Regions from separate parts of the Homo sapiens genome. Here region 2 is linked to region 1. The links are chromatin loops, found by intact Hi-C in ENCODE. Cell type or tissue: PC-9. All regions are shown on one strand. Links, peaks and the distances in the headings refer to the core of each region. The heading gives the core; the rest is flanking DNA. Region 1 has its middle 13 kb from the start of EPS8. Region 2 overlaps PTPRO (protein tyrosine phosphatase receptor type O).

Region 1 (16,689 bases), core at 4,614-12,613:
ATAAGGAGAAATAGCCAGGCGCAGTGGCTCACGCCTGTAATCCCAGCACTTTGGGAGGCCGAGGTGGGCGGATCACGAGGTCAGGAGATCGAGACCATCCTGGCTAACACGGTGAAACTCCATCTCTACTAAAAATACAAAATATTAGCCGGGCATGGTGGTGGGCGCCTGTAGTCCCAGCTACTCGGGAGGCTGAGGCAGGAGAATGGTGTGAACCCGGGAGGCGGAGCTTGCAGTGAGCGGAGATCGCGCCACTGCACTCCAGCCTGGGCGACAGAGCGAGACTCCATCTCAAAAAAAAAAAAAAAAAAAAAGGAGAAATAGAAAAACGAATGGCTTTTTAATTGTATTAAATAATGTAAAAATATGTTTTGCCAAGAGTAAGATGGAGGAAAGTATACTTGATTAAGCTAATTACATGGTTTGGAATCATCAGGGTGGTCAATATTTGAAAATGTTGCTCAATTATATAGAGAAGTACTTAGTTTGTCCCAGAGGCTGAGTATTCTAAAATATTTTATAGTTTTAAAAGCCTGTTCTGTAAAGATAAAGGATGCAAATCATTATTTAGATTTAGAGATATTGAGATTTCTGCTATTATTTCTAGAGAAGGATTGCCTGCTGTCACAAAATGTTTTAGATCTCTTTATAATGAGGTTCCACTGTGGTGTAGGCTACAGTACTGACAGAGATTATTTGTGCTCTGTTCATCTCAGCTTGGTACATATGCCTGCCAAAATACGGTAACTACAATTATGAATGCTGGGATTTGGATTTACATGTGTCAGGGAAAATGTGAATTAAGTCAATTATTGATACTAGGCAGCCACATTTCATTTCCAACTTATTAACATTATAACCTGATCCACTTATGATATCATCACCATCTCTGTTTACTCTCATTCTTGTCTGAAGCTAGCTCATCAGGAATTTCAGAGAGAACACCTTTGAGCCTGAAACTCTTTAATTATCACCTGGTTCCAGGGAACTGTGAGCTAGAAAGATACCATACTTTAGAGAAAAACATAAAGATCTCTCTATGAAGATTATTTGCATTTGTCTGAGAGATAATGCTATTCATCCATTGTATGGAGGAGTGCCCAGAATAGAAATGAGCAAGGAGCAAAGATTTGCTAAGTGAATAGCTCTCTAATTCCTTTTGAGACCTGTCTTCCAGGTGTAATGTTACTTTGTCTGAAGTATAGTGAATTTCCAAAACTGGGGATATACCAATTTTGGTAGGTGCCAAAACACATCTGAAAGCTGGAAAAAATGAGTTCTATATTTTTTGCAGCCGTCTCTCCCCTTCTTATAGCCCTACTAGGGGATAATTGAAAACTGAGGTAAGGATAGGAAAAGGAGTAACTGGAGATAGGAAAGTGCAAAAAGTATGAAAAAAATAGGAATACGTATAATTGAAGCAGGTGTGCTGAGAAAGGGCTTTGTGCAGTGATGTAGAGATAAAATGAGGCTCTGGGGTAATTTCTGGGATTGACATGCATACACTGCTATTAGTCTATCTAGTTACTAGTCTATCCTTCTCTCTTGCTCATAGGAAGAGAAGGAGAAAAGAAAAAGTTTAGCATAAGTGAAAGATACCAGGTTCGGAGAAAGCTGAAGTGTTTCAAGGGATATTTAGTAGACAGAAAATTGCAGAAAACACTTACACGAGTGATTACATTAGTTTAAGATGTATTGTGAAAGAAACATGGCTTTTTTTTTATAACCGCCTGCACTTACTTTTTTTTCTTTGTGTGGAAAGAGGGGCAGAGAACAGAAAGGAAAAGGCAATGGAGAAAAAGAATATGAACCCAAGATAACCTTGACTCTTTCTTTCCTAACCTTAGACAGGAAAGCAGAAACATGTCATTAGGCCAAATCTAAAGACAATAAAAACTTTAGATTTCTCTTTAGGCCAAGAAATGTCACAGACCAGCTTGGGAAAACATTAAAAGCTCATGAATTAAAACGATATTAGAATAAATAGGTCTTTGGGTTTCTATTTAAATACCTCATTAAAAGTGTAGTAAATGATTTTTTCCAACTAATTTTATCAAGTAAAATCTTCCATCTGGCTTCACTGAGAAAGAATTTCAAAGTTGTGGAATAGTAGACTCAAAGCTGGAAGGAATCTGTCTTTTTATCCAACCCCCTCGTTTTCCTTGAGCAAATTCTACAGTGTAATGTAAACAGAATCTATCGAGCCCACATGCTCCAGACTTGCTCATTAAAAACACAAAACAGCTTCTGTCACTCCTATGTTCCCTTCCAGCTACTAGTCTATCCTCTCTTCCTAGCTAAGCTCCTTGCAACAGCAGTTTACCTTTGCTCTCTCCACTTCTTCACCTTCCTTTCAGCTTCCCAGGCCACAAAGCTGCCACTCCATTGAAATTGCCCACACTTAAATTCCCTCAGAAAGCACACTCTCCCATCTGTGCAAATAAATGTTGGCTTTGAAGCAGGACAGTTGGGTTTCAATCTTGCCTCTCTCATTGATTTCCTGTGTCACCTTAGGCAACTTCACCTCTCTGTGCCTCATTTTCTCATCTGTAAAGTGGGGATAATAATAATCCTTACTTTACAGGGTCTTCATAAGAATTGACTAAATTAAGCTATGTAACCTGGTCAAAACGGTGTCTGGCATGTTACTAAAATACATTTCGGACTGGGTGTGGTGGCTCACACCTGTAATCCCAGCACTTTGAGATGCTGAGGCAAGAGGATCTCTTGAGCCCAAGAGTTTGAGCTTGCAGTGAACTATCATCCTGCCACTGCACTCCAGCCTGGGTGACAGAGGAAGAGCCTGTCTCAAAAAATAAATAAAAAAGGCTGGGCACAGTGGCTTATGCCTGTAATCCCAGCACTTTGGGAGGCCGAGGCGGGTGGATCACCTGAGGTCAGGAGTTCGAGACCAGCCTGGACAACATGGAGAAAACCCGTCTCTACTAAAAATACAAAATATTAGCCAGGCATGGTGGTGCATGCCTGTAATTCTGGCTACTCAGGAGGCTGAGGCAGGAGAATGGCTTGAATCCAGGAGGCGGAAGTTGTGGTGAGCTGAGATCACGCCATTGTACTCCAGCCTGGGCAACAAGAACAAAACTCTGTCTCAAACAAACAAACAAACAAAAAATTAAAACAAACAAAAATAAATAAAATGAAATAAATTGTATTTTGAATACTTAGCTTTCACTATGTTTCTTGCTACATTTGTAGTTTTACTGTTAACCAGTTCACTCCTTCCAAGCTCCCTTCCATCCCTCCCTCTTCCCTGCTTTACTTGGTTCAGTTTTCCTATGTATTTGAGTCTCTCCTGTGGGCCAGGGCACTGGGACTAGTGAGCTAGACAGCACACTGCATGTTTTCATGGGGCTTGAACCCACAGTTTTCATCTCATCACCCTAGTAGCTGCTGCTTCTCAGTTTTCTGTGGAGGCTCCTTTTCTTCTTTCTGCCTCTTGATTTCTTAAATGGTCCTTACATTTTGTCTTCTTATTCCAGTAGAACATTCTGAAGATGAAGACATCCATGCTATACCAAATCTGTCTTCTGTCTTGACTATACTCGTAGGCCTACACTTTACGCTACATATTCGTTGTCTTCACCTGTTAAAAAGGCACTTCAATCCCAAGATCTCCAACATGGAATGGATTACCTCCCCACTGTAGTCCCCTTGCCTGGTTTTACTCAGTAGCCGATGGCACTGCCACCCATCTGGACACCCATATCAGAATCCTCTTTCCTCTTTGACTCCTCCACATCAATCATATGACAATCTGGCTTGCTTCTCAGATGTAATCTCTCTTCTCTACTCTCATGTTTTTAGTTCAGGCCTTCATTATTTTTCTATTTCTTCATGGTTCAATCTTGGTAGGTATTATATGTCCAGGAATTTATTCATTTCTTTTAGGTTTTGCAACTTGTTGGCAAATAGTTGCTCATAATCATCTCTAATTCTTTGCATTTCTGTGGTCTTAGTTGTTATGTCTCCTTGTTTATTTCTGATTTTATTTATTTGGTCTTCTCTCTTTTTTTCTTTTTCTTTTTTCTTTTCTTTTTTGAGACTGAGTCTTGCTCTGTCGCCAGGCTGGAGTGCAGTGGCATGATCTTGGCTCCCTGCAACCTCTGCCTCCCAGGTTCAAGCAATTCCCCTGCCTCAGCCTCCTGAGCAGCTGGGACTACAGGTACGCTCCAACATGCCCAGCTAATTTTTTGTATTTTTTGTAAAGATGGGGTTTCACCGTGTTGGCCAGGATGGTCTCGATCTCCAGACCTTGTGATTTGCCTGCCTTGGCCTCCCAAAGTGCTGGGATTACAGGTGTGAGCTACCGCGCCTTGCCCTTTTTTCTTAGTCTAGACAAAAGTTTGTTGATTTTGTTTATCTTTTCAAAACATCATCTTTCTGTTTTATTGATTTTCTGTATTTTTTTGGTCTCAATTTCATTTATTTCTGCTCTGACCTTTATATTTCTTTCCTTCTACTAATTTTGGTTTGGTTTGTTCTTGCTTTTCTAGTTCCTTGAGGTGTATATTTAGATTGTTTATTTGAAGTCTTTCTACATTTTTGATATAGGCATTTATTGCAATAAATTTCCCTTTTACTGCTGCTTTTGCTGTATCCTATAGATTTTGGTATGTTGTATTTCCATTTTCATTTCTTTCAAGAAACTTTTAAATTTCCCCCTTAATTTCTTCACTGACCCACTGGTCATTCAGGAGAATGTTGTTTGATTTTCACGTGTCTGTGTATTCCCTGAGGTTTCTCTTTTTATTGATTTCTAGTTTTATTTCATTGTGGTCAGAAAAGATACTTGATATGATTTCTACTTGTTTGAATTAGTTGAAACTTGTTTTCTGGCATGAGATATGGTCTATTCTGGAGAATGTTCCATGTGCTGATGAAAAGTATGTGTATTCTGCAGCAGTTGGATGAAATGCTCTGTAAATATCAATTAGGCCTATTTGGTCTTGGGTGTAGTTTAACTCTGTTGATTTTCTGTGTGAATAATCCATCCATTACTGAGAATGGAGAGTAAAATCCCTTACTTTTATTGTATTGCAGTCTATATCTCCTTTTTCATCTATTAATGTTTGCTTTATATACTTGGGAGCTCTGGCGTTGGGTGCACTGATATATAAGTGTTATAAAATTGTTATATCCTCTTGCTGAAATGACCCCTTTATTTGTTTTTTGTTCCTGGAACACCAATAATTCCTGGATTTGGTCTGTTGAGGTAATTTTCTGTATCCTGTGGGTGATCTTTGTTCCTTTTCACTATGTTTTCTTCTTAATTCTTTGACTGTGTACTTTCACATAGCCTGTCTTTAATGAGGGAGGTCTGAAAAAGGATATCCTATTAATATGGAAAGGATTGTTAGGGGTTTGTGCCTAGGGGGACCAACCTGTGGAATGTACCTCCTGCTGCATGGTGCTGCTGATTGGACACTCTGATTTGGTGTTTCCTTTTTTTTTTTTTTTTTTTGAGACAAAGTCTCACTCTGTTGCCCAGGCTGGAGTGCAGTGGTGCAATCTTGGCTCACTGCAAGCTCCGCCTCCTGGGTTCACGCCATTCTCCTGCCTCAGCCTCCTGAGTAGCTAGGACTACAGGCACATGCCACCACGCCCCGCTAATTTTTTTTTTTTTTTTTGTATTTTTAGTAGAGATGGGGTTTCGCCACGTTAGCCAGGATGGTCTTGATCTCCTGACCTCGTGATCCGCCTGCCTCGGCCTCCCAAAGTGCTGGGATTACAGGCATGAGCCACTGCACCCAGCCTTGGCATTTTCTTTTGCCAAGTTACAGAGCAGAGTGTCCAGGGCTGGGGATGGTAGTTCCACTTCCCTTCCTTGTGTCTGGCAGCCCTCAGGGATATTTCTACCTACAGCACCTGGTATGCTTCCTGTGGTTTGAGGCAGGGACAGGTTTCCAGCTAGGGAACCCAAGATGATAGAGAAGCTTGTTGCCCACCTTTATCTCACTTTTCCCGTGTAGAAACCATGAGTAAGGGAAGTTTTCCACACTTTTGGTGCCAGGAAGGAGGAAGCATGTGCTGGATATGGAAGTCTGATTTTCTTACTCTCTGCTCAAAGTTGTTTCACTTTTCTGTGGTCTCGGGAACTATCTCCTCCTCATATTTGAGTTCTGTATATTGCTAGTGATAATCTCAGCACTATATATTTGTTTTTGTTTTTCTGTGGGGTTGTTGAGGGGAAGGGGCTAAGGCCATTTTGGAGCCTGATTTTTCTCTTTATAGAAGACTAGCCTTTGAGATTTCTCTACTTCCTACCTTCCATTCCATCAATCTATCCTACACACTTTCTTTTTTCCCCCTCCAGACAGTTTTAGTGAATGGTAGTACTGTACCACAAGGTATACCAGTTCAGTGTGAGAATTTTCTAATAAATCTTTTCTAATACCTAAAACCGCTTCCTTTTATATCATCCAAATGTCCAAAATCTTTTCTAATACCTAAAACCGCTTCCTTTTATATCATCCAAAGGTCCATCCCAAGCTGAGCGAAGAGAAGCCTGGGTCCTAAGTTTCTTGGACGACGTTTCCAAGACAATGTGCTCTCTCTTTACAAGGAGAGGGGGACAGAGGGAGAGCAAATTTTAGCCTCAAAGAAAGAAGGATTACCAGGCAATAAATATGCTGCTCCATCCTTCTCATGAGGCCTGCCGGCCCTTAAAAAGGAACTACATCCTTAACCCACAGCTATTTTTTGAAGTGGCAGTGGCTCACAGTATTTCTTGCAGTGGAGGGCCCTGAGCTCCTTCTGGAATCTCTACCGCCAGCAGTAGTGGGCCAGGGCATGGTTGGCCTTGACCATCTTGTGCATGTCATGCTTCCTCTTGATCACGGGGCCCTGGTTGCAAAAAGCCTCCAGCAGCCCATGCGACAGCTTCTCTGGCTGGCATCAGCATCCCCTGGTGCCACTTAGTGATCATCCACTTTATGGCCAGGAAGTGGTGATATTGGTAGGGTGAGGATCCAGGGATCCAGGAGAAATGGCCTCCCTTGAGGATGGGTATCAGCCCAATCACAGGCTCATAGTTTTTCACTGCCTAGTTGAAGACGGTGTAGGGCAGGAGTTCCCAACCCCCAGGCCATGGACCCGTGGTAAGGTTCATGGCCTGTTAGAAACCAGGCCACACAGCAGGAGGTGAGTGGCGAGCAAGCAAGGTGAGAAAGCCAGCATTACCGTCTGAGCTTCACCTCCTGTCAGATCAGCAGCAACTTTAGATTCTCATAGAAGCACGAACCCTATTGTAAACTGCACATTCGGGGATCTAGGTTGCATACTCCTTATGAGAATCCAGTGCCTGATGAAATCATCAATCCCTTCCACCCCTCTCCCATCAACCCCCTCTCCCCTGTCGGTGGGAACCAGTTTCTGGTGCCAAAACGGTTGGGGACCTCTGGTATAGGGGTTGTGTTCAATGGTTGCCTGTTCCCCTGCAGAAGCATCATGGTACTTCTCATAGCTTCCAGAACCTGAGTCATGAAGGATCTGGCTAGTACTTTGTTTTCTCCCTTCATCATCATGTTGGTGAATTTACTGATTGTGGGGTCTTCAAACACAGAGCTCGTTGTCATTGTTGGAGCAGCTTTGATGAGCTGAGTCTCCTTGAGTTCCTGATCATTCTTCTCCTCCTCAGTTACTTCAGCCACTGGCTTGCCATAATGTTCCTTGTCAATCAAGGGATCTCTGAATTCAGGACCCTAGCAGCTCCACCTCACCTGAGTTAGCCCTAGAAGCTGCAAGACAGTCTGCCGCAAATCCAGCACAGGCCTGCCCCCTTACACGCTTTCTTTTTCTTTTTTTGAGACCAAGTCTCACTCTGTCACCCAGGCTGGAATGCAGTGATGCGATCTTGGCTCACTGCAAGCTCCGCCTCCTGGCTTCCTGCCATTCTCCTGCCTCAGCCTCCCGAGTAGCTGGGACTACAGGCACCTGCCACCACGCCTGGCTAATTTCTTGTATTTTTAGTAGAGACAGGGTTTCACCATGTTAGCCAGGATGATCTTGATCTCCTGACCTCATGATCCTCCTGCCTCGGCCTCCCAAAGTGCTGGGATTACAGGTGTGAGCCACCATGCCCAGCCCCCTTACACACTTTCTAAAGCACAACTCTGTTTATTAATTCAACCATTTATTCACTCATTCACTCATTTATTTAATAACATGGAATATAAACACACTGTGTGCCAGGAACAGATTATTTTATTTCCCTCTTTAAGTTCCTTTAACAGTGCCTTGACTCCTTGTTATTTGTGTCTATGTACATTCTGTGTTCCTGCCTCCACCTCCTGCCCATTCCCTTGATAAACTGCTACATGTTCTTCATAACTCAGCTCAAATTTCTCCTTATTCATTCATTAAACTCTGCCCAGCACTGGGGATATATAGCAATAAACAAAACTGACAGATATCCCTGCTCTCACAGAATTTACATGAGGGAAACAGACAATAAATAATTGAACGAGATCTTCAGATTGTGATAGGTGCTGTGATAAAAAAGCAATGTAATGCAATAGGGAGAGAGAGAGTGAGTGAGTGTGTGTGTGTGTGTGTGTGTGTATGGGTTTAGGCAGGGTAGGAGTATAGTTTAAATAGGGTGGTTCGTCAGAGAAATCTTTTCTGATGAGGTAGCACTTGAGCTGAGAACTGAATGAAGTGAGTGAGCCATGTAGCAATCTGGAAGAAGAGTGCTCTAGGGCAAGGGAAGAGCAAGTGCTAAGGCGCTGTGGCGAATGCATGTCAGAGCGCTGGAGGAGCAGCATGGAAGTTGGAAGCCATTCAGTGAAAGGAAGCACAGCAAGTCTCTGTGATGTCACTGCTGGTTTTGCACAGCAGCGTCAGGCACTCATTTCCCTGTGCTCAGGTAGCACCTGGTATTAAATTGTACTGGTATGACATGGTATATGGTTGTCATTATTTGTTTATGCTTGTCTAATTGCTAACAACACTGCATGCCCTGAAGGGTGGGGACCATTTTGTACTTTTTTTTTTTTTGTATCCCCAGGGCCCATCCCTGTGCTTGGCAGGTACTTGGACCTTTGCTAAATGGGTGAGTCAGAGGCCCTCAAGATGCTTTCTTATGCTTGAGTCACCTGATTGGGTTTCTTTGTTCTTACTTCTCCTGGTACTCTTCTGGAGTAGGGCTTTCATTACCTCTCTCTCTTAACACTTGATACTGATGTTCGACCAGCTTTGGCTACTTCCCTCAGGGAACCTTGAGTCTTGGACATTCCTGTGTTGATTTCTATTTGTGACCCTCTACTCCTCCTCAGATTTTTTTTTCTTTCTTTTTTTTTTTTTTTTTTTGAGACGGAGTCTCCCACTGTCTCCCAGGCTGGAGTGCAGTGGCACGATCTCGGCTCACTGCAAGCTCCGCCTCCCGGGTTCACGACGTTCTCCTGCCTCAGCCTCCCGAGTAGCTGGGACTACAGGCGCCCACCACCACGCCCAGCTAATTTTTTGTATTTTTTTAGTAGAGACGGGGTTTCACCGTGTTAGCCAGGATGGTCTCCATCTCCTGACCTCGTGATCCGCCCGCCTCGGCCTCCCAAAGTGCTGGGGTTACAGGCATGAGCCACTGCGCCCGGCCTCCTCAGATTTCTTATGTGTTGCAGGGATAAGTATGGCCTGTGTGGGCATTGCCGCTGAAGGGCTCTACATGTTGGAGCTGTGGAAAGGCTCACACTGACAGCAGTAATAAAGGAAGATAAATGCAGAAGGCAGGGGCAGAATATGGAAGGACTTGCAAGTTGAGCGATAATAAAAATATTGGCAATTGACTGTTATTGTTTACAAAAGTCATGCTGAGATTCTACTTTTAATATTTTACAAATACTTCACTATTTATCGTCATAATCTTTTTTGTGCTAGAGTGAATAAGTTTTAAACTTTAGCTTATTTTTCGATGACCAAAATGTCATATATATATATTATAATAATATGGTTTTATAAGATGTCAGATCCTGAAAATAGATGACATCTATAAAATGAGACAATGTATCTCTCTCTTTTTTTCTCAGAGTGGGGAGTGTTGGGTTTTTTTTAAAGATAAGTATCTCAAAAATTGCAAATACAGGTGCGAATCACTAGCAAACAAAAAAGCCTCTAAATGGTTGAAATAGCTTTTATCATGAATATGAGCAAAGTTTATATACCTTATTATAAAACAACTTTTGGCCTTCTGATGTAAAACCTACTTACTCTAATTTCATACATAATTATAATGTTAGTATCTATTTCATTAAGTCACAGCAGATTAAAAGTGATAAATTAACAGGACAGGAAAGGTGGTAGAGGAAATCACAGCAACAAAACAGACGGGAGGATGCCAGATTGCATAGAGGCAGGAAGACTTAGAGAAGCAGACCTCGAGTCCTCAAAATGATAGCCATGACCTCTACATCCAAGACAAAACAACTCAGGCACCCTTTTAGTCACTGTTACATAAGTGCGCAGTGACTTATCTGCAGTATCAAAACAAAAGATTCATTTTTTTTTTAAGTTTGTTTGGTTGGGTTGTTTGTTTTCAAATTCCATTTGGTAGCAAAGCCTGACTTGTCTTGTACTTGTTTGGCAGCAAATCTTATCTGAACTGATGTGAGGCAACTTAGGAAGTTCATTCTAATTTGTGGGAATATGTTTTGCTGCAGAAATAATGTGTTAATTACAGACCTTATTTGGGGTGGGACGAATATATGGTATAAGTACCATGTTCCCTTTACAAAATTAAAAACATCTGGTTGCAAGGGTTTTGATTAAAGGGTCGTGTACCTCTGTAGTACAGTCATGAATGCCCAGAATGATGAGTGTGGTTAATAAGATCAGAAATGCATCCTTTGGCCAGGTGCAGTGGCTCACGCCTGTAATCCTAGCACTTTGGGAGGCCGAGGTGAGCAGATCTCTTGAGGTCAGGAGTTCGAGACCAGCCTGGCCACTATGGCAAAAACCCGTCTCTGCTAAAAATACAAAAATTAGCCGTGTGTGGTGGCACATGCTTGAAATCCCAGTTACTTGGGAGGCTGCGGCAGGAGAATCGCTTGAGCCCAGGAAGCGGAGGTTGTAGTGAGCCAAGATTGTGCCACTGCACTCCAGCCTGGGTGGCAGTGTGAGACTCTGTCTCAAAGAAAGAAAGAAAGAGAGAGAGAGAAAGAGAGAAAGAAGGAAAGAAAGAAAGAAAGAAAGAAAGAAAGAAAGAAAGAAAGAAAGAGAGAGAGAGAGAGAAAGAAAGAAAGAAAGAAAAGAAAGAAAGGGAAGGAGGGAAGGAAGGAAGAAAGGAAGGAAGGATGAAGGAAGGAAAGAAGAGAGGAAGGAAAGAAATGCATCCTTCATACAATAAAGTGAAGAAAATACTTTGAAAGCTTTGCATTTAAAAAGTGTTCATTAAAGTGGTACGAAACTTAATGTTTTTGGAAAGCCAACAAGTGTTTATAGCACACTTTAGAGATTCTCTCTTTCTTTCTCTGTGTGTGTGTTGGGGGTTGTGGATGTGTTTCTGAGTCCTTTAAGATGAAGTTACATTTAAAATCTGTGGGATATATTTGCTCTTGCCTTGCCCAAACTGGGATTTCTTAGCAACCAATGAATTTTTGATTAAAAAAACCAAAGCAAAAACGAAACTGGGATTTCTGTGCTGTGATCAGGAAAATGATCTTTAAGGTTGTTGGAATTACCTTGAGCACAAGTGATCTCGGTGAGATAGGTATTGATAAATGTGCATTTGCATTTTAAAACTTTCCAAATTCGTAATAGGAGTTTTCTTTCGTTTTATTTTCCCTGCTGAGGATTCTGCTGTTAAGGAAGAAGAAAGTTTGGGTGCCAACTAAAGGAAACAGTGTCTGTGTTTGCAATGCCAATGAGCTTACCCAGGGGGAATTGTTAAATAGCCTAAGGATTATTCTAGCTCAGCAATCCTAAAGATACAAAAATGCAACTTTGGACATTAGGGATGGGAGTTTTAAAAATCTGCCCGAGTTCTAGCAGGAGTAAAGAATTGAGAAACATGAAAAATCCACAATGAATAATAAAATATTACTAAGTTAAATTTTCTCTGCCACAAAATAATACTTTTTTGTAGTATTAAAAATGGCTTAAAATTCAATTATAGAAATAAATTAACTGAAATAGTGAAAGTGACTCCTATTACACTGTCACCCCTCTCCCATAAAATACTGGTAGAATGTTGGCTTATATTTATTTGTTATTCTTTTTTATATAAGTTAATTCATACTACATAATGTATTGCAACATGCTGTCTCCCCCCACCTTAATAAATATATATCTTGCTGTCTATCCTAGCTAGTAGTTAATGTCACCACCTCATTCTTTTCAATTGTATAGTAGAATTCCACTTTAAAGCTCTACTATAATTTTAAACAGATAGTTTTTTGAAGATTCCCCCCCCCCACAGTTATTTTATTTTCTTCCCTTTTCATTCTCATCTGCTTTTCTTTTTCTTTCTTTTTTTTTTTTTTTTTGCTTAGGCACAAGTAGGAAAATAAAAAGCCTAGATCTGATTAGAAAAAGCTGTAAATAGTGAGATAAGTGCTGCTCATAAATGGCAAATTTCCAGTTCTGCAGAACAAACAGCACCATTCTCTCAAAAAGATAAAACAAATGTCTCTTTTGCATTTTAAGGAACATTCAGCTGTTACTAGTAAATGGATCAATAACTCTCAAATTCAAAAATTAAATTTCTGTTAGTTATACAGAACATTAAAATTGCTGGAGGAAATCAACCTTTTCATAAAAACCATAAAAACAAACTTTCACATTTAAAATTGGAAACAGAATACCTGTGCTCTTGTTCAGAAAGGAGTTTTTTTTTTTGTTTTAAATCTACAGAGCTCATCAGTCATTCAAAGGTCAGAGATAATAGGGAATGAGACATTCTGATGACCTGAGTCCAGGTAAATAAGAGAATATGACTGGAGCACTTTCACCACAAATTAGAGCAACAATTCCATTGTCCTTCTTCCGTCATTCTGTCTCATCTCTTTTAGCCTTTCCCTAGCCATGGCTGTCTCCCTGCATTAAGGTCCTCCCTACCGTATGCAATTCCACAATTTTTCTCCCAGGAGGGACAAGAATAGTAATTAAGATGAGCACCGATGATTCACCTTACAATACTATTGCAACTTATCTGTGTTAGCTTCCTCATTTCATTCCTTTCCTGCCTTTCAGAGGTAACTACTATTCTGAATTTTGTGATAAACATTCCTTTGTTTACAAACAAATTTTTAACAAATGTCTGCTGCTCCTAAATAATAAATCATTTAGTTATGCTTTTCTGAGCTCTCTAAAAAGGATATCTTATCATGCATAATCTTCTATGACTTTTTTCACTCAACTCTAAGTTTCTAAGAGTAATCTATACTGCGGAACATAGTGGTTGCTTCCTCATGTTCACCGCTATAGAATATTTTGTTAACAGAATATACTAGAATTTATTTCTCTTTCTTGCAGTTTTACATATTTATAAATTTTATTATTATGATTTCTTCTTCTATTCATACATTATTGGGAAGTCTGTTTTTTTTTTTTTTTTTTTTTTTTTTTTTTAGATGGAGTCTCGCTCTATCACCCAGGCTGGAGTGCAGTGGTGGGATTTCAGCTCATTGCAACCTCCTCCTCCTGGGTTCAAGTGATTCTCCTGCCTCAGCCCCCGAGTAGCTGGGATTACAGGCATGTGCCACCACACCCGGGTAATTTTTTTTGTATTTTTAGTAGAGACGGGGTTTCACCATGTTGGTCAGGCTGGTCTTGAACTCTTGACCTCGTGATCTGCCCGCCGTGGCCTCCCAAAGTTCTGGGATTACAGGCATGAGCCAGCATGCCGGGCGGGGAGTCTGTTTTTAAATCCCATTTAAATTAATCTTTAGAAATTAAAAAGTACAATTAATTAAAATTTCATTTTAAACTTAAATGTTTTAAAAATTAGTCGGCTATTGATTTCTAACTGTACTGCCTTACAAACAGATGAGTCAAGATCAGAGGTCAGTGAATCACCACCCTATGGGCCACACTTGGCCTGTCACCTGTTTTTCTACAGCTGGCAAACTAAGAATGGTTGGTACATTTTAAATGGTCAAACAACACAAAAGAAGGATAATATTTTGAGGTCTGTAAAGATTACATAAAATTCAAATTTAGTGGGTCTTACATTAATTGGAACATAGTTAAGGTCATTTGCTTATGTATTGTCTATGGCTGCTATTGAGTTACACAGTGGCAGAGTTGTGTAGTTGCAATAGAGACCACTGACCTCCAAAACCTTAGCTTTTGTTATCAGGTCCTTTACATAAAAAGATTTTTAACCCCTTTTCTAGATGATGCAAATTCTCAGAAATGTATTAAGGTATGCTGGTTAATTTTTACAAATATTTCTTATGGGTTTGTTGAGTATGTGTATTCTCTAATTGCTATATGCCACATATGTATTATATATATGATATATACATATATCGATAGATATAGGTCTCTATATAAGTAATCTATATATATATTGAGAGATAGAGATAGATATAGAGAGATATCAATAACTTAACAGTGGTTGAATGGGTGTTGAAATAGCTACACTATGATAATGAGTTTTTCAATTTCCTCTTGTAGATTTTATCATTATGTGATGACCTTTTCTAGCCACAATAATGCTTTTTTATCTTGAAGCTCATTGCGTGTGATGTCAACATAGCTATACCAGCTTTAATTATTATATAATTGATATATCTTAAGCTTTCCACGTTCTTATGTTTGTAAATAACATATAGCTATATCTTTAAAAACTGCCTTGACTCTGTCTTTTAACTAGAAAGTTTAGTCCATTTATATTGTGATTATTTACATGCTTGAATGTTTTTCTCCTCAGTCTTTACCTTCTATCTATGTGTCTCCTTTCCTTCTACATTTCTTTTTTCTTGCTTTTTTGTGGCTTACAGAGGAAGATTGATTGTTAATATTTGTTTACCTCTTATTCTTTCTCCCTTCCTCTACTGGTTTGGAATTTCTACATCACATTTCCGTTCTTTTAGAGTCTTTAAGATATTGTAGAGCATAATGGTCAAAACCACGTTCTCTGCTTGAATTCAAATCCTAGCTTCATCACATACTAACTCTATGATTTATTATCTTTGTGTGTGTGTGTGTTTACCTGTAAAATTGAGGTTGTGAAGTACCATATGGATCATTTCTGTTAAAATCTTATTGTGAATATTTTTCTTAAGGACACTTAAAATTAATATATTAAACTCCTCAGAACAATACAAAAACCTTAGAATGATTTAACTCTAATTATCCTCCTTCTGATTTGTAAGTTATTCTCTAGCATTTAAACTGTGTCTTTTAAGCCTCACAATTTCATATTATTTATTAATATTATTTTGTACAGACCAGGCCTCTTTATATTAACCCAAATGTTAATCAGCTTCTTTGTTCACCATTTTTTCTTGTATTCCAGTATTTCCTACTGGGTCACTTTCCTTCATCTGAAAGTGTACTTCAGAAGTTCATCTAGTGAAGGCAGTGAAAAGAATAGTTTTTAATCTAAAAATGTCTTAATTACATTTTTGTTCTCAAAATATAATGTTTCTGGACACTAAATTATAGGTTGACAGCTATTTTCATTCAACATTTTGAAGATATTCCACTCTCTTCTGGCTGCCATATTGCTGTTGAAAATTATTCAGTCTACTTGTTTTTCTTTTGTAAATAATATTCCCCCCTTCGATGCTTTTAAGATTGCCTTTCCCCTGGTGTTTTGAAATTTCACTGTAGTTTATATTGGTTTGCTTTTTTTCATGCATCTTATGTGATACATGTATATGTACTGCCTCTATTTCATTTTCTTTTCAGGTATCCTACTTGATACATGTATATAGCCAGGACTTCCTCTTTTTGTAGATTCATGTCCTATGTTAATCTGGGAACAGTGTTAGCTATTGTGTCTTCTCTTGTCTTTACTCCATTCTTTGTGGTCTCTCATTCTGGGATTCTAATTAGAGATGAGTAATATCTTAACATTCTCTATATTCCATATCTCTTAATGTTTATTATTTTCTGTCTTTTTTCACCTTCTGTGGTGCATTCTGCATAATTTCTTCATATGTAGCTTACATTATTCTTTTCAACTATGTTTAATCTACTCTTTAACTCATTTATGGGGTTTTATATTTTAGCAGTTATATTTTTCTTTTCCAAAAGTTCTAGTGGGTTCTTTTCACGTATGCCTAGTCATCTTAGATATTTATTTATGATTTTAATTTTTATTTCTTTATACAGCCAGATAATAGCTAATTAGTTTTTTTGCCTCATAAATCGAATTATATTTGTTTATTCTGCTAACACTCATGTCAGCAGAATTTTCTTATATGGCTTGAGATCTTTGATTATGAATTCCTATTTGGTTGATGTTTATTTGTGGGAAATTCTGGGACACTAACTTGAGGTTATTTTTCTCCAAAGAGGATTTCTGTCTATCTCTCTTGGGAACTTGTGGGCCCAAGGACCTGAAACCGTACTGACTTCCTTCCAGCAGAGTCAGCTAACATGGGATTTAAAAGATTAGCTTCTTCACCTTGTAGCCGGTTTAAGTCTTATTTAAAAGATTACTGCCTACCCCACCTGCTTCAGCAATTTTGTTTTGTTTTGTTTTCATTTTGGACCCTGAGAGATTCC
Region 2 (16,689 bases), core at 3,756-11,755, 200 kb after region 1:
AGTTAATGTGGTTTTCTTGGTGGTTTGCCTATTCAGGGTTCATTGAGTTTCTGGATGTATGAATCAATGTTTTCTCATCATTAGAAGGCATTTTCCTCTGATATTTTTTCTCCTCTTTTCTCTTTTTCTCTCCTAAGCCTCCTATTACATACATACATATTAGGCCATTTTATATCATCCCCCAAGATGCCTGAATCTCTGTTAATTTTTAAAATATATATGTTCCCTGTTATTTAGATGCTAAAATTTCTCTCAATATTCAGATTCACTAGCTCTTTTTTTAAATCTGTGATCTTCTCTTTTCTATTAAGCCAATCAAGAAAATTTTTCATTTCAAGTATTGTGTAAGTTCTAGAATTTACATTTAGTTGGTTTATACAGCTTCCATTTCTCTGCTGAGACTATTTGTTTACTCATAAAATAATATATTTTCCCTTAATTCTTTGAACACACTTTCTTTTATTTCCACAATGCACAAAGGCTACTTTGCAATCTTCATCTGCTAAGCTTAACATTTGATCCTTCTCATGCTCAGTTTCTGCTTATTGCTTTCCCCACTAACATTGGTCCTATTGTCCTGTTTCTTCGTGTGTGTCCTAATTTTTTATTATATATTTAACATTGCAGATGGTATGTTTCAGATATTCTAGAATATGTTATCTTTCCTTGAGGAATGTTTATTTTTGTTCTAGCAGGGAGTTCAATACCAGCTGATCACTTTAGAATTGTATAGGCTTGGTTTTATGCTCTGTTAGAATGAATTATAGAAAGCAAAATGTTTTTTGCGAGAGCCTCTAACTTAATGGGACTCGATCTAAAAACTCTCCTTTGCAAATCTTGTCAGGGCATGGTTCTAGGCTTTGTTTGTACCTGAGAAGAGCAGCTTTTACTCTAGGCTCCTTAGTTCTAAGTTCCTTTTTGCATTTTGGATGAATACCCGGGATATTTTTAATCTTAGCTGAATTTACATCCCAGGTTGTTAAAAGGTGCCGAACAAATCTCACTTTTGCTGAGCTGGACTGCCAATGTCCCTTGCACAGCTACCCTGGTAGCTCTAGTCCACTCTCAGCCTTGTAGCAATCACTGTTTGGTAGGCCTCGGGTGATGTTGCCTATGCCAAGGATGGGGGGTGGATCTACTTACAGATTTCTGTGGCCACTCTGCACAAATCCGTCCACCCTTGTGCCCCTTTTTAGAAATTTCAGGCACTTCAGGTGAACTGAATTCTGGTCTTTGCCTCTTCAGTTCAGTGGGACTATCTTGTTCTGCTTGAATTATAGCTTGCTGCTCTGAGGTTGCAGAATTGTCCCCAGGCGGAGAGCCGACAAGTTTTCCTTATCCCAGATATGATAGTCTCGTACTGCTTGTAAAAGGGGACCAATAGATTTTATCTCTTTCCCTCTCCTTAATAGGCACTGGGTCATGGGAAGCTAATGTGAGAGGTACTCTAATCACTTAAAACTCTTCACACTTTTCTCTAAGAAAATTTATAGGAAATATGGGATTCACTTGTTTTCTAAAATTAACTTTATAGAGGCTGCACTAGGGCTTGGGTGGAGATCTCACCAGGTCTGAGTCTTCTCACTTTCTTCTCAATGCTTGCATAAGGAAGGTGGAACAACATTAGAAAATTGTAGAGAGCCCATAAAGGAGTTTATATGAAGACTGGTTGTTTCTAAGTAGGAGACAATGTTCATTTAATAAACATTTAGCACATGTTTTCTTTTAGAATTGGATATTCAAGGGAAAACCTGGACAGGGTCTCTGCCTTCAAGGAACGCACACAATCTAAAGAACCGTTGCAGTTTGCCTTATTTATCCCGGAATCTAGTTTTACTGATTTCTTAGGACAAGATTACATCCTAAAACTAGCAGTGCTGACTTCCCAGACACTGTAATTTTACGCTGTGACACTTAGTTTTTCCCAAAGGGCATGGCCTTAACTTAGTAACTAGCATGAAAGATGTTCAGAGGGTTGTACAAAGGGCCCTTAGGAATGGATTGGGCAAGGAAGGCATTTTATCTTCTGTAATACCACCTTTCTCTTGCATACTTATTAAAAAAACTAAAATAAAACATAAAATACTTATAAAGCCATGGTTGCTGCAAGTGACTTCCAGAGAAAGGGTGCATTCTCAGCAGTTCTGGGTTCTATATGGGAATTTCAGTTTGTATGACGTGTTTCTTTTTCCCCACGCATTCTCTCTCCATCATCTTTGTTCCCCAATCCCTTCTTTTCTCCTCCATTTTTAAGACCTACTCCCACATCATCTCACAGCCCCTTTACTTGCCTCTTTGTTCCTTTCTATCCTCAGTTGAGGACAGGAAAAGAAGCCAGTGTTCTGAGAGCAGTTTTTCGGGAAATGCTCAGTTGTTTTTTGTTTTTGTTTTTATTTTGAGTGGGGGGCGCACTTGGCAGAACTATCTTCTAATACCCAAATGTTCAGATTTATCTCATCACGTTTGTGAAAGAAAGGTTAAAAAATGAAAAGTTAGTATAATTCTGATAAGATAGCATTACTAAGAACTACACAATTAAACGTGAAGGTGAATTGGAGGAAGATGTGGCTATTACGTGCTCTGAGAGAACTAAGGTCCCGGATGTGGATTTCTGTATGAACTGGTTATCTTAACAGTTGAAATGCCTTCGAAAGAGCTTTGGGCACATCACCTTGAGCTTGGTGCTGGAAGGAGGTGTGCGATGAGCCAGGACTGCTGAGGGGCCCAGATGGTCCTGGTCCAGGCGGCTCTCACGGCTCTTTCCTTCCTGACTGTAGTCCCAGGCAGTTGGCCCAATTCCTGCTCCATTTCTGGGCTGCCTCGGGTGGGAAAGCTCTGCATATGGAGTAGAATATAATTTCCCCATGTTCAATCATTCCTGTTTCCTCCAAAAATGAAATGAAGGCCCTTTCAGCCCATGGAAAAATGGAATAAAGCACACATGCATACACACACACACACACACGCACACGCACACGCACACACAAACTGGCCAGAAATTGAAATCTCTAGATCTTTCACAGTTTGTCCTGTTTCATTGTTTCTTACTCTGAACTGGTACCATATGACAAGGCCTTCTGCCCTCCCATCTATTCTAAGGAAAGGGAAACAGGAACTGAATTCATGTGTGCTGAGCACTTTCACATATATCCCACTTTATAAGAGAGGAAATTGAAACCCAGATAAGTTAGGTAGCTTGTAAAAGATTACAAAGTGGACAACTGAATTTGGACTCAATTTCTTGGACTTCTATATATCATGCAAACTTTTTTTCTCTCATGTATTATATAGGTCAGTGTATACAACAATTTAAGCAGAAAAAGCACTTTTTTAAAAAATGAAATTTTATATAGTATGCCTCCATATAACACAGGTAAAATCAGCACTGAAGATGCAGAGAGGAGTCCGGGAGCTTTATTTGGAAATCTCTGGACCTTGGAACTCCAGGTCCCATGAAGGCCCTTGCGGGTGGACATGAAGGTAGACTGGACAGTGGTTGTTCCAGGCAGCAGTTGAACCAGGAGATATAATTCTCAGTTGCAAAGGTCATTTGCATCTGTGGGGAATTTCAGATGACTGACCACCTCCTCAAAGCGCTATTTTGTTTAGATAGAAAAATTAGCTTTGGACGTTCTCTCATAGGTCCACATTTATGCTTTGGAATCGACATTACATAAAATACCAAGAAATCAGGGCAAAAATTACTGGATCTTAGTCTCAACCCTGCTCGTAATAGCCAGGCCCAAACTAGGAGTAGATATACATTTGCTTCAAGTTAATCTGTGGTGTGGTTTATTCAGTAAACACAACGACAGTGTCCTCTCCAGCTCTTAGGAGGTATGTGGGAAAAGGATTGATTTGTCTTTCACTAGTGAAGGAACCTAGCAGCAGAGCTATTGGAACATAGGCTAAAAGAGGCTAAGACAGGTGCCATGAGCTGTTGCTAGCTCATAAAATATAGCTCTTCTGAGATCACACCACTGCACTCCAGCCTGGGCGACAGAGCGAGACTCTGTCTCATACACACACACAAAATACAGCTCTTTGCAAGGTAAGCAGGTCATGGTGTTAATAGCCTGTAGCAACCTCGTATCTTGCAGTATATAAGTAAGGGCGCACTTTTTATTAGGAAAACAGCACAGGGAAGTTAGTCTATTGCCTCATCTCCAAAACCAATCTTATTATAGGATGGAATTTGGAAGTCTGGGTAATTTGTTTCATTTGCATTGCAGCAAATGGAAAAAAAAAGAATGAGAAAATGACTATTGTTATACCTTGGTGACAGCGCAGTGGATTTACAGAACGCAAATTAAAACAGATATCTGAAATTGCCTGGATGCTTCCAAATTCTTTTATTATTTTTTCCAACTGAGTTTTCCACCCCAATATGTGACATGTATGTGCAAACAAAACTTCTGCCTCTTTTTTTTTTTTTGACGGAGTTTTGCTCTGTCGCCCAGGCTGGAGTGCAGTGGCGTGATCTCGGCTCACTTCAACCTCTGCCTCCTGGGTTCAACCGATTCTCCTGCCTCACCCTCCCGAGTAGTTGGGACTGCAGGCATGCACCACCACGCCCAGCTAATTTTTTTATATATATTTTTAGTAGAGACGCATTTTCACCATACTGGCCAGGCTAGTCTGGTGTTGAACTCCTGACCTCAGGTAATCTGCTGGCCTTGGCCTCCCAAAGTGCTGGGATTACAGGAGTGAGCCACTGCGCCTGGCCAAACCTCTGCCTCTTACGGGAGCTGCTGACTCCAAGTGTGGCAGCACTTCATGGGTTGGGTTGTTACTGCTGCTCTGGGAGCTGACCTTGTGTAGGGGGCATGCTCATGCTAAGGGCGCCCATGTGGGACTGAGAAATCAAAGGGGCACACTCACTCTGTAGATGTCTTGGTACTGAAAGGAGTAGGTGGGTTTGGTGGCCTAAATGCACTAAGAGAGGGAGAGATTTGGAAATTTGAAGAATCATACTGCATTTATGCTATGCTGACTCTGCCAGGTTTTTGGCCGGTGCTTTACACAACCAGTTATAAGTTTTACCACAACTTGAAAACGTAGATATTATTTTTTTATTGTGGGAACACTTAGGCTGAGAAATAGTAGGTGACTTCTCAAGGCCACACTGCTAGTCAGCATAAGAGCACAGAGTTCTGTGACTCTGAAGACTATACTTTCTCAATTATGCCATTCTGTACCCTCAGACCACCAGGCACCATGCCAAGGGCTTTACATTTAATCCTCAGTGCAGCCCTGTGGAGGAGGCTCTTATTATTGCCATTAACAAACAAGGAAACCAGTTCACAGAGGGATTAAGTGGTGCTCACAAGCGGTGTCTGTTCACGCCAAGCATCTCTTCTTAACTTGACCCAGGCGTATGTACATATTAAGGTTTGTACAAATTGGCTGTCTTGTCTTAGAAGCAGTCAGCTCTCTAGATATAGTTTTAGTGCAAGGAATTTGTGCAGATTATCTGTACAGCTGCAGACATCTTCATGGAATGTAAATTAGGTGCTGACATTGCTTTTCTGGGAAACCCGCTAGCATAGATTACATACACTGGACATAAAACACACACATTGGTAATACATTTGCTAGTAAAGAATTGGAAATCCAGGCCTGGGAAATCCAGGACTCTTATCTGGAACACTAGCTTCTGCTTTTGCATCAAATGCCTATGACACAAGGTCATCCACATTGGGTCACAGACTATACCTCTTTTATATTCCAAGGTCTGTGACTGTGAGGGTAGCTGCCAGGGGAGGGGGTTCAGGTGTCACCCTGGAAAAACCCAGTCAGTCTAGGTCAGATACCAGCTTCAGATGCTCTTACCAAGTCTATTGAAGACTATCAGGATGGCCCTTAGAGACTGTGGGAGATTGGCTTGTAACAGGGTGGTATGTAATGTACTAAACTATTCCTGGTATTGTTTTCAGATCCTTACACATGTTATCTTCTGATGCCCTATGCAATGGACTGAATTTGCCCCCAAAATTCATATGTTGAAATCCTAATCCCTAATGTAATGATATTAGAAGGTGGGGCCTTTGGGAAGTAATTATATCATAAAGGTGGAACCTTCATGAATAGGATCAGTGCCCAGATAAAAGGAACCCCAGAGAGCTCTCTTGCCTTGTTTCTGCCATGTAAGCATACAAGAAGGCAGCTGTCTGCTACCCAGAAGAGGGCTCTCACCAGAACCGACCATGCTGGCATCTTGATCTTGGACTTACTGCCTCCAGAACCGTAAGAAATATTTAAAGCCACCTAGTTTATGGTGCTTTGTTACAGCAGCCCTGACTAAGACTCCCTATGTGAAAGCTACCATCAGGATGTCATTTCATAGATTAGATGACTGAGTTATATGTAGTCAGGAGCAGAGACTTAGCTCAAGCCTCTCTTCAACCACAGTCCCTTATTCTAAGCCCCTCTGCTCTGCTGTCCTGCTGGACCCTGTCCTGTGTCACTTCCCAAGTTCATTGGTTAAGGGGCAATATGATCTAATTTGGTTTTGGACATGAAGGAACCTTTCTAAGACCATCCTGTTTTATATTTATAAAGGATGTAGTGGTTACAGTTAACTTTTTCTAGTTTAAACTGCCCTTTGAACTTTTTGGTGCTCTTAGAACTGAACAAAAATATTTCGTGTCAGCTGGCTTTGAACTGTGACCATGGCCCTGGAACGCACCAGGACACGCACAAAATGTAAAGGATTGGGTTGCCCAGCATCACTCCAAACACCAAGCCTCATGGGCTCCTGTATGTGTGAGCTTTTGTTGATGTGAAACCACTTTGGGGTATATTGTTAATAGGAATCCAGGAGTCTGATTCAGAGGCAATGGCCTAGTGTAAGGGTAAGAAGTTCTAGTGGGTGTCCTGAGTCATGGTCTTATGATGGGGTGTGAAAAGCAATGACAACCAAAAGATCAGGAGAGATCTAACCTGGAGGAAAACAACTTATAAAGAAGAATTCATATATTTCTGTTAAAAAGTTTATTTATTAAAGGAACCATTATTGCTTTTGTGGCCTTTCCTGAACCCTTGTTTTGCATTGTGGGTTTACTTTGCTCTGCACTGCTTCATCTTTAACTGTCTTCTGGGAATTTTACTGGGCAGTCACACACCATTGCTCTGAAAACTTCCTATTGTAACTTAGATGGAACATTGTTGTAAAGGTTATCCTTGTGCTGCCATATTAGTTAAGGGCAGGTTGATTGCTGTAACTGACAATGACCAAGTTTCAGTGACAATGCAATAGAAATCTATTTCTTGATCACATAATGGGCCAATGCTACCAGATATCCCTGCCCCAAGTGGTGATTCAGGGACCCAGAGTCCTCCTATCTGTGGCACCACCATCTGTGTTGGGGTAGAGGAGAGGGAGAGAGAGAAAGAGACATACACACATTCACAGTCACACACACACAGAGAGAGAGAGACAAGAAAGAAGAGGGGTGGGGGAGGGTGGAATGGAAGGTTGCTCCTGGGTAATTTTCATGGTCCAGAGGCCAGGAAGCACACATTCCATTGCCCAGAACTCTGCAAAGGGTCTTGAAAAGTAGTCCCAGTATGCTCTGTTAGGTTTGCAGTAAGAGTAAATCCACTAGATTCTGCTGAGTGATACATGAGCTGGAGCTGTTTGTGGACATCTTAAGAGAAATGGTCCCCTTGGAAGGTGCCAAGAAGAATAGGTTCAGAAGGCAGGGTGGGAGGATTAGTCATCCATATGGGCCCCAGTGACTGATGCATACTGGGTGTTTCATGTTTGCTGAATGAGCAATGAATGTTCCTCTTTAGTATTGCTTAATGTGGCCCTATAGTTATTAGTACTTTAATATAGTAGTATAGTGTTTCCTGACCCTTCTAGAAAAAAAAGATCACCTATCCTTCCCTTGGACCTATATTGGATACTTTTTGTGTTTCTATCACGGTGTCTGTTACACTTTGTTGCCCTTATTTTTACTTCTGATTTCCCCTATTAGAATGTAAACTAGAAGCAAGAATCTTGTTGCATCCATCTTCATAGCCATAGCCCCTTCTACGGTGCCTGGCATGAAAGGTTCAATAAATAAATGATTTTCTTAGAAGGTTAGAGATTTACCATTTCTCAAATTGAATGTCTGCCCTCTATATTAAACACATTACCTGGAGATGAATCTATTAATTCCATCCTACTGCACTTTATCCATGCTAAGTATGAACGAGAAACAGCATGAAGTTGTGGGGGAAAAGGTTTAGGGCTGGGCAGAGCTGGCCGGGAATCCTGCTTCTGCCACTTTCTAACCCTGTAGTTGTAATTTAACTACGCTGCCTCTTCACCTTATTGTCTCTCAACTTCGTCACCTGGGAAATGAGTATTCTCACTTCCTAATGATGTTTTGAAGTTGAGGATATGAACATAAAGGGATTAGCACATTAGAAAGAAACCCCCATTGCTCCCTGAGTCAGGTGCCATCTCCTTTGCTGCCAAGTGAGAAGCCAGTCCGGTATTCAAAGCAGCCACAGAACCTGATCTTTTTTTTTTTTTTCCAAGATGGGGAAGTAGATTTGGGCTTCAAGCCTATGCCCATGAGGGGCACAGACTCATACATTCTTAATATTAGTAAGGTCCTTGGATGTGTAAACAAAAGAAAAAATGCTTTGCTACCTTAGAAGCAATTCCTCCCTCTAAAAGTGTTCTGTAGAAAAGAATTAGCCATCCACCAGGAACACGGTGGAGGAGACTCTTGTTATGAGCAGGAGGGCAGGACTAGTTTGGTGACTCTCATCAAGCAAGAGCGATCATGTCAGGCTTTCTAGTGGTTTATGAGTAAAAAAACAATGAACATTTGTTGTTTCTGTTATATAAGCCATTGAGGAAAATATTGAACATCATTAAATATGATGGCTGGTGAGTATGTCCAGAAGATATGTTGACGAAGTTTTGGAAGATATAAATAAAAATGTTGAAAAAGACTTGGCTAAGGCTTTCTTGAACATTCCAACAACAGTATTAAAACTGATTATATAGCCTATTTTTAAAAGCCTTCATATTTGTGCTTACCATAGGGCCTAGCATATTGCAAGTGGTCAAGAAACCTTAGATGGATTGATTGAGTGATTCCTACAATATGATTAGATAAACACACATTTGTTGACTGAGTGATTCAATAAATGACTTCCTTTACTCCAGATTTAATAGCCCCAGTTTTCCCAGGTTTTGTTATCATAACCTGTTATTTCTCCACATTTCCGGTGGTTCTAGTGACAATGTCTGGACAGCCTTCAGTCTGTTCATGACCCTCCTGTAATGCAACTCCCAGAGTTAAACCTTATACTTCATCTTTAATCCAGTGACCCACCAGGAAAAGGCCTTGTGATAATCACCAGATAAAACTAAAAGCAAAAAATCTTACTGTTCTGGAAGGCCAGGGGTCAGAGATGTCACAGCTGAAATTTCCTTCAAATGGTTCCAAATGAGGCTATTAAAAGTCAGGGGTGGAAGTCTGCAGGTTTTGCATGTTATATTTTGTTGCTTTATAACCCCTTTGGCCAAAGTGAATGTTATAATCAGCGATGGGCATGACTCTCAGACTTCATCGCTGTGCCAAGTACCAGACTAGAGATCTGTGAGCTAGGAAGCGAGCCAGCTATTTGAAGCACATTACATCAGACATTTCCTGAGGTGTAAAGGAAGGCCTCCTTGCTAGAAAGCAGGGAGAATTTTGGCTCTTAGAGGTTGGACTCAGTAACTTTAACTCCTTGGCTAAGGGCCAATCCTCTAGCAAGCAGCTATCAAGTAGCCTGCAGAAAATTCAAATCCAAAGCATCTGATCCTGCTTTGCCTGTTGACACCACAGCCTCATTTGAGAGCTGTGTCACCTTTTTGGGAGTAGGAACAGCTTTTAGGAAAGGAGAGACATTATAAAATCTGACATTAAAAAAAAGTAGTAACTTTTCTAGTTTTACATTTTGGAGGCAATGTTGTCTTTACAGTGGGAAATTGTAGACCCCGAATTAAAATGCTTTTCCAAAAAATGCTGTCATCCATCACTTTTTTCAAGTTAAACGAAATCATCATATGAAGTAATGGATATACTGCTGTCAACTATTACATTTATTAATTAGATCCTAATGGTAGTTTCTCAATTAACTTCATAAATTATCTTTTGCAGCCAAGGAATTTGATCTCAATAGCCCTCAAGGCCTGGTGTGGTGGCTCACACCTGTAATTCCAGCACTTTGGGAGGCTGAGGTGGGGGGGTCACCTGAGGTCAGGAGTTTGAGACCAGCCAGGCCAACATGGTGAAACCCTGTTTCTACTAAAAATACAAAAAATTCGCTGGGCGTGGTGGCACGCACCTGTAATCCCAGCTACTCAGGAGGCTGAGGCAGGAGAATCGCTTAAACCTGGGAGGTGGAGGTTGCAGTGAGCCAAGGTCACGCCATTGCATCAATACACCCCAGCCTGGGCAACAGAGAGAGGATCTGTCTCAAAAAAAAAAAGAAAAAAAAAATAGCACTCAAAATGAAATGTTTTGTAACGCTCAAGTTTTTAGATCTTTTTGTGTGCCATACAGGCTATTATGAACACATGCACTAAGGCCCCTGTGTTCTTTTAGAACAAAGCATTACTCAAATGAATTTTAAAAACCCTAGTTAATAATACAGAGGCTCTGGAAGCCTCCCTTCTGAATGCTTAAAGTTGGGTCCTGGTGTGGAAACAGAACTGGTTAGAGTAGCCTTACGGAACATACATGAGAGAACAAGACACAAAGCACCTTTGGGTCAATTATCGTATCTGATACTTCTTATACCTGTTGCAAGATATGGAGTTATGATTAGGTCATTCTTCAGTTTATTAACTGAGACCCAGGAGAGATAATTCCAAAGTCATTATCAGGATTAAACAAGTCTTTTGACAGACTGATGCCTTTTCCATCATAAACTCTACAAACTGAAGAGCAACAGTGTTCCAGAGAACAGTGTGACCTTCCTGTAGTTTTGACTCTAAGCCTTCAGTCTAAACTCTGGATACTTCCTCTTTCCTTTTGGGAAAATTGATCTGGCACTATTTGATCCCTACCTTGAAAGGGTGCTCAAGAAAAACATAAAATATTTATGAAGTGCTTTGTTTCATGGGAAGCAATGTTCCAGGATGCAAAACTTCTGTATGCTCTGAGCAGCAGTGTTGGAAACGTACTTCAGCTTACCATACATTGTATCAGCTCTTCCAAGGTTGCACATTTCACTCCTGACTGCCCATGTGTGAAAATCTAAGAATGTCACACATCCCTTTGCCACCTTTCATTAACCATGTTTGTTCCTGAGAATGGTGCGACACATTATTAAAATGTCCAAAAAGGGAAATAAAGGAGTCGGGGGTGAGAAGAAGAGGAGGAGGTGGTAGCAGGGAGGTGAGTAGGAACTGACAACCCCTGAGGAGCCCAAGCTGTTAACCTGCAGGGTATGGGCATCCTCTGCCATTCACCCTGCAAGGTGAAACTGAGACTCACTGGCCAGATCTTGCAAGAAACTCTGCCAAGGTCTGCCATGGCCAAGCCTTTTCAGTGACAAGAGACGGTGGGGTGCAGAGCTGTTCATTTGGCATCCTTCACCAACACTAAGGTCACTGATAAAATATTAAGCTGATCTTATATCTGTGGCTTCATGAAGATGATCAGGGATGGAGGGAAGCCAGGGAAGGGGCAGTGTCGGGTGCATGAAGAGGAGCAAAGCCTCCTGGAAGCACACACACGGAGGCTCACAATAGCCACAGTTGCCACAGGGAAGCAGCCAGCTTGTGTTTACTTTCAACTCAAAGTGTTTTCTGTTGTATATCCATGTCATCACCTCTTATTTATCAGGAAGTGACACAAAGTAACAGGCTTCACAATGCCATCAATGTCATTTTGACAGCATTCATGTCACAATACACAATCATGTACTGTAATTATACAAAATCCAAAGAATAAAATGTTACTAGTTACACTCGTTAAAATGAAACTGACAACCAAAAGAATAACAAAACAAAAAGAAATCTCTGTCAGAATCCATAGAGACATTTGACAATATTACAAAAAAAAGTAGTCAAATAATTGTCCCAGCATGCTGCAGTTCATTGCCATAACTTCATAAATTCCCAGCTCTTTGGGGGAAAGAAAGTGCGTTTTCACAGCCTATATAGTTCTTAAAGAAATAGCTCTCACATGTATGCAGGTCAACAGAACAAGGAATGCAAAGTCTAGGCACCACGATTGCTCAGACAGCAACAGAGTTCAAAGAGTCCAACTTGACACTCTTCTGAACCAGATGTGGTTTCTTGAGAAAGAACTTGGACAGTAACATTAGTCCAAAAGGGCCAAGGAAGAAACACCAACTGTTAATAAGGAAGAAAACCATCAAGAACTAGAACAGTTAAGACAATTTTTTTTCTACTCTACTTTGAAGCTGAATTATAGCTTGAATAGTAAAAGATTACACAGTTGATCTGTGGGTAGAACCCCTCTCTTCCCTGACCAACCTCCCCAATCCAGATCCGGTAATGTTGGAGTACAGATAGTGCTGGCTCAATTTCTTTGAAGTAGAATGACCATTTCTTCATGTGTGGCCATGCCTCCTTTTAATAATGAGGTATAATCTGATGCTAACAATGCCTGTTCCTTCCTGGGTTATGGGGCTGATGAACGGTGTAGGCAGAAAACAATTCAACTTTCTGATAAGAATCACACACACACAAAAATTATTGCACTGAAAAACAAACACTTAAAAATAAAAAACTCAGCCCAACCAGCAAAGGGCCAACTAAACTCTTCGGAAGTGCTGTACTTCCTGCCCTTTGGAGAGCGTCTTGACCTTCCTGGTGTTCTGTTGAATTTGGTCCATTATTAAATGTCCCGAAGTGAAAGAGTCCAAAAGGACACTGTAGGCTCTTTAAGGCTAAGTCTTCCCGGTGCTTCTGTGAGATAAATTATCTCCTTGGCCACATATTACAAAGCAGGGCCTCTGTTTAGAAAAATGACCATCAGGGCCCACTAAAACAATCTGGAAGCAAGGGAGGATGGGCGCACATCATGTCCTCTCCTGTGAATGAGACAAAGAAAGACAGTAAGCAGCCTGGTGTCACAGCAATCTTCTATTGCTCCACCACTGCTCTCACTATGCTCAGTCTCACAACCCATGCAGATGTGGGTTGATCTGTGCATCTTTCTCTGTGTGCTGCCTCCTTTCTGTGGGTCTGAATGTCTTTCCCTCTCCCAGCAAATTTGTTTCTCTCTGTCTTTCTTTATTTTTTATCCTTCCTGCTCCATTGTGCGCTCTGTCTCTCTTGATGGATGTAGAGGTGCAGTGCTAATCCTATCCTTCCCACTGGTCCATATGCTTCCCAGACTTTCATGATTCTCCCATCATGCACCACTGTCATCTCCCTACCCTGTCATTGGCTCCTCTTCCCCCAGTATAGTCAGACACTCTACAGTCTGTTTACTGAACTAAATGGGCAGATTACTGTTACCTCAGCCAAGTTTACTTACACCTCCAAAATCTGATCTCGTAGTCAAAACTGGAGTACAGGACGTTGAATATGTTACAAGTGTCTTCATGAAGCTCTCAAGTAAGGGCTCACATAATGGGGGAGACCAAGGTATTTTCAGACTCTGCTATCCTGAGACTCTATTGTCACTGTTGTTTTTGGTTTTAGGAGTGTCCAATCCAGCTCATGTCTTTTTGTAACCCCGTATACAGCCCTTGTAATCAATAAAATATTTGCACAAGATATCTAGATAGATTTGGATGGTAGTATCCTGATATTACAGGCACAGATCCAATAACAGAATAATTTAGGGTTCTGGGTAGAGGGAATGGAGGTAAAGTCATCATGATGTGCAGAAGCTCCTGTTTGTTGCCAACACCAACCAAGGTGCATTGAAACTCAAAGATCTGCTACAGTACTTGTTTCTCCCTGTGACCACCCATGTGAGGCCAGGAGCTGGGAAGAAATACTCATGTGAAGTCAGAGTCAATACAAATGGCTACTGCTGTCTTTTGTCCCATCCATCACATCCCCCTCTAATAGTTCTAAGACTGAGCACTCGTGGAGAGCTCTTCTCCACTTACTGCTCCGGATTCTGAACTAGGACTTGCTAACATTCTCGTATATGACATCACTGATGCAGAACTGCTGCTTCTTCTTCATCCACATCAGTTGCACACACTGATGGATAAAAATGTACTGCTCCTGGAACAAAAGACAAAAACAGGTTTCAGAGCAGACATGTGCAAAGATATAATATTTTATACTATGACAATTTTAATGATCAAGATCTGGTGTTAAAGGAAACCATTTTCATTATTTACAGAGACACAGTTTTATAACTAGAAAATCCAAGAGAATCAACTGTACAAGTATTTTGATTAATAACAGAGCTTAGAACATCATGGCTTTTTTAAAAAAACAGTGGAATTTTTTTCCCCTAACTTTATTGCAGTATAATAAAAATTGTATATATTTAAGGTGTACAATGTGATGACTTGATATACATATATGTTATGAAATGATTACCACAATCAAGCTAGTTAACACATTCATCACCCCAGATTATATATATGTTTATATATATGTGTGTGTATATATACATATATATGTATGTATATATATTTGTGTGTGTGTGTGTGTGGTGAGAACACTTAAGATCTACTTTCCTAGCAAATTTCAAGTATACAATACGGTATTATGAACTATGTTCACCATGCTGTACATTAAATCATTATTAATGCTAAAGGAAATGAATATTCAATCAAATCATGGGGCTATTTTGAAAAAAAAAGGATATCCCATTATCATACACCAAAGCAAATTCCAGGTAATTTAATAAATTGTCTTTAAAAATACAGAGGAAAATATTGGTTAATTTCTCTCTGATTCCTTTAGGAAAGGAATTTCTAAAATTAAGAGCAGTAGAATACATTACAAATAAAAATCTCAATCTACTGTATATTTTAAAAAGTTAAAAAGAATAAAACACAGGGTAAACCACAAACTGGAAAAGAAAAATATTTTCTAGAATTATGACAGAATATTGATGCCTTTATTTTTGTGATAAAGTCATTCAAATCAGTAACATATACAAATAGACAAATAAGTAAAGGACATCAACCACTAGGCCAAATATTCCCTGGAAGTTAGAAACTATGTCTTTTTATTCCTAATGCTTAGCACTTAGCTGTGTTTATTAAATGATTTTTGAAGTAAACTGAGGAAATATTAAAATATGCCAACAATAGTCAAGTAATACAAAGTACATTGAAATAATTATTTTCTATCTATGTAGTGGACAAAGCTAGAAGGAAAAGAATAATATTTAATGATGACAAGTTTGTTGAGGCAGTCCATTTTACCTATTGTTTGTGGAGGTAGAATTAATAAAGTGCTAATAAATGGTGTGGACACAGATAATAGTAAAAAGTGGAAAATAATCCAATTTAATGTTCTATAAAAAGGAGATTGGTTTAAGTATGCAATAGTGTATCTTTAATGAAACATTAGTCTGTCCTTAAAATGAGATTTATAGAGTTGTAGGTAATTTTTGATACTATACAGGCTACATAGTAAAATCCTAAATGAGAAACTACAATGTAAATAGAATGTAAAGTAACACACATATATACATACATATAATATGAGCACAATCATGTAAAAGTTATACTTGAATGAAAGCCAAAATGAAATCACCAAAATATATCTTTCTGCCAAGAAGTAAGGGTAATTTCACAGTGTTCCTCCTTTTTCTTTGTTTCCCAGAGTTTCTCTATAAGTAATAGCACTAGAAATAACATTTAAATGAGATCCGGTCAAAATATTCATAGGATTTTAAGAAGCTTCCTGTGTAACAACTTCATACAAAAAACAAAATTAATATTTCGAACATCACTGGATTGATGCCTCAGCCTAACCTGTATTTTTCAACACGGTTTGGAGAAAATATATTCCCTTTTGTGGTGATGGTATCCTATCAGTGGCTGAGCTACCCCTTGTGGTCATCACACATGGACACCTAATCCATTGCTTCTGGTGTTATGTCAACACAGGGAATAGATAAGACCAGAGATTGCCTGGACATTCAATCTGCATCTGCTTAGTGGCTACATTTTGTATCAAAACAAAAAACAACCAAACAACAAGACCACAAGAAAAGTAAATAAAGACTATTTATGGAGGGACTTGTCCTTGAAAGTCCCGAAATTCAAACTGCAGATCAAGAGGATGGGCTGCTCAAAGCAAAGCCCCAACTGACCTCCAGGGAAGGATATTAGAGGAAAACCAAACAAAATATTCGATAAAAATAGAAGAGAGGAGAACATCATTCATAAGTAGCACTTCACAGTTTCAAATCACTTATCTAGGTTATATTATTTCCCATCATGTCTGCTTTACAAAAATTAGTGAAAGTTATCATTCATATTTTACAGAAGAGAAATGGGAGCCTTGAGAGGTGACATGACTTGTGCAGCAGTAAAGTGGAGATTCAGGCTCCCCTCAGGGTCTGGCATTCTTTCTAAATACGCCTCTACTTGCGTGAAGAAGTCTATGAAGTGTGTCTGGTCAGGTGAGGAAGAGGAAGAGGGCAGGTCACAGTGCAGTCCAGGCAGCATGTTGCACCTGGAGACATGGCTCATCCTATCAGCTACTTCTGCAATTTTTTGGGTGAGGTG

What was found. Hi-C counts contacts between places; a loop is a spot of excess contacts. Peaks named below come from ENCODE experiments on the same cell type or tissue, not always from the same donor. Only the 100,000 strongest peaks of a DNase experiment are listed, where the experiment ranks them.
Region 2: it touches region 1 in a loop (4-fold over the local background); 4 of 110 quality-filtered maps call a loop at or near these places.

Annotation. Positions count from the first base shown.
Region 1 is chr12:15,794,259-15,810,947 of GRCh38, reverse strand. It overlaps the pseudogene MRPS7P2. Among named protein-coding and RNA genes, the nearest start is that of EPS8, 13 kb to the right of the region's middle. In PC-9, for the core only: no CTCF peak of the experiment used is centred there; DNase peaks (open chromatin) are centred at 8,987 and 10,527; H3K27ac peaks cover 3,075 bases.
Region 2 is chr12:15,592,463-15,609,151 of GRCh38, reverse strand. It overlaps PTPRO (protein tyrosine phosphatase receptor type O), which reads right to left. Exons shown (of 27, transcript NM_030667.3): 26 at 14,095-14,215; 27 at 10,821-13,062. The coding sequence ends at 14,111. Among named protein-coding and RNA genes, the nearest start is that of EPS8, 190 kb to the left of the region's middle. In PC-9, for the core only: no CTCF peak of the experiment used is centred there; a DNase peak (open chromatin) is centred at 7,721; H3K27ac peaks cover 942 bases.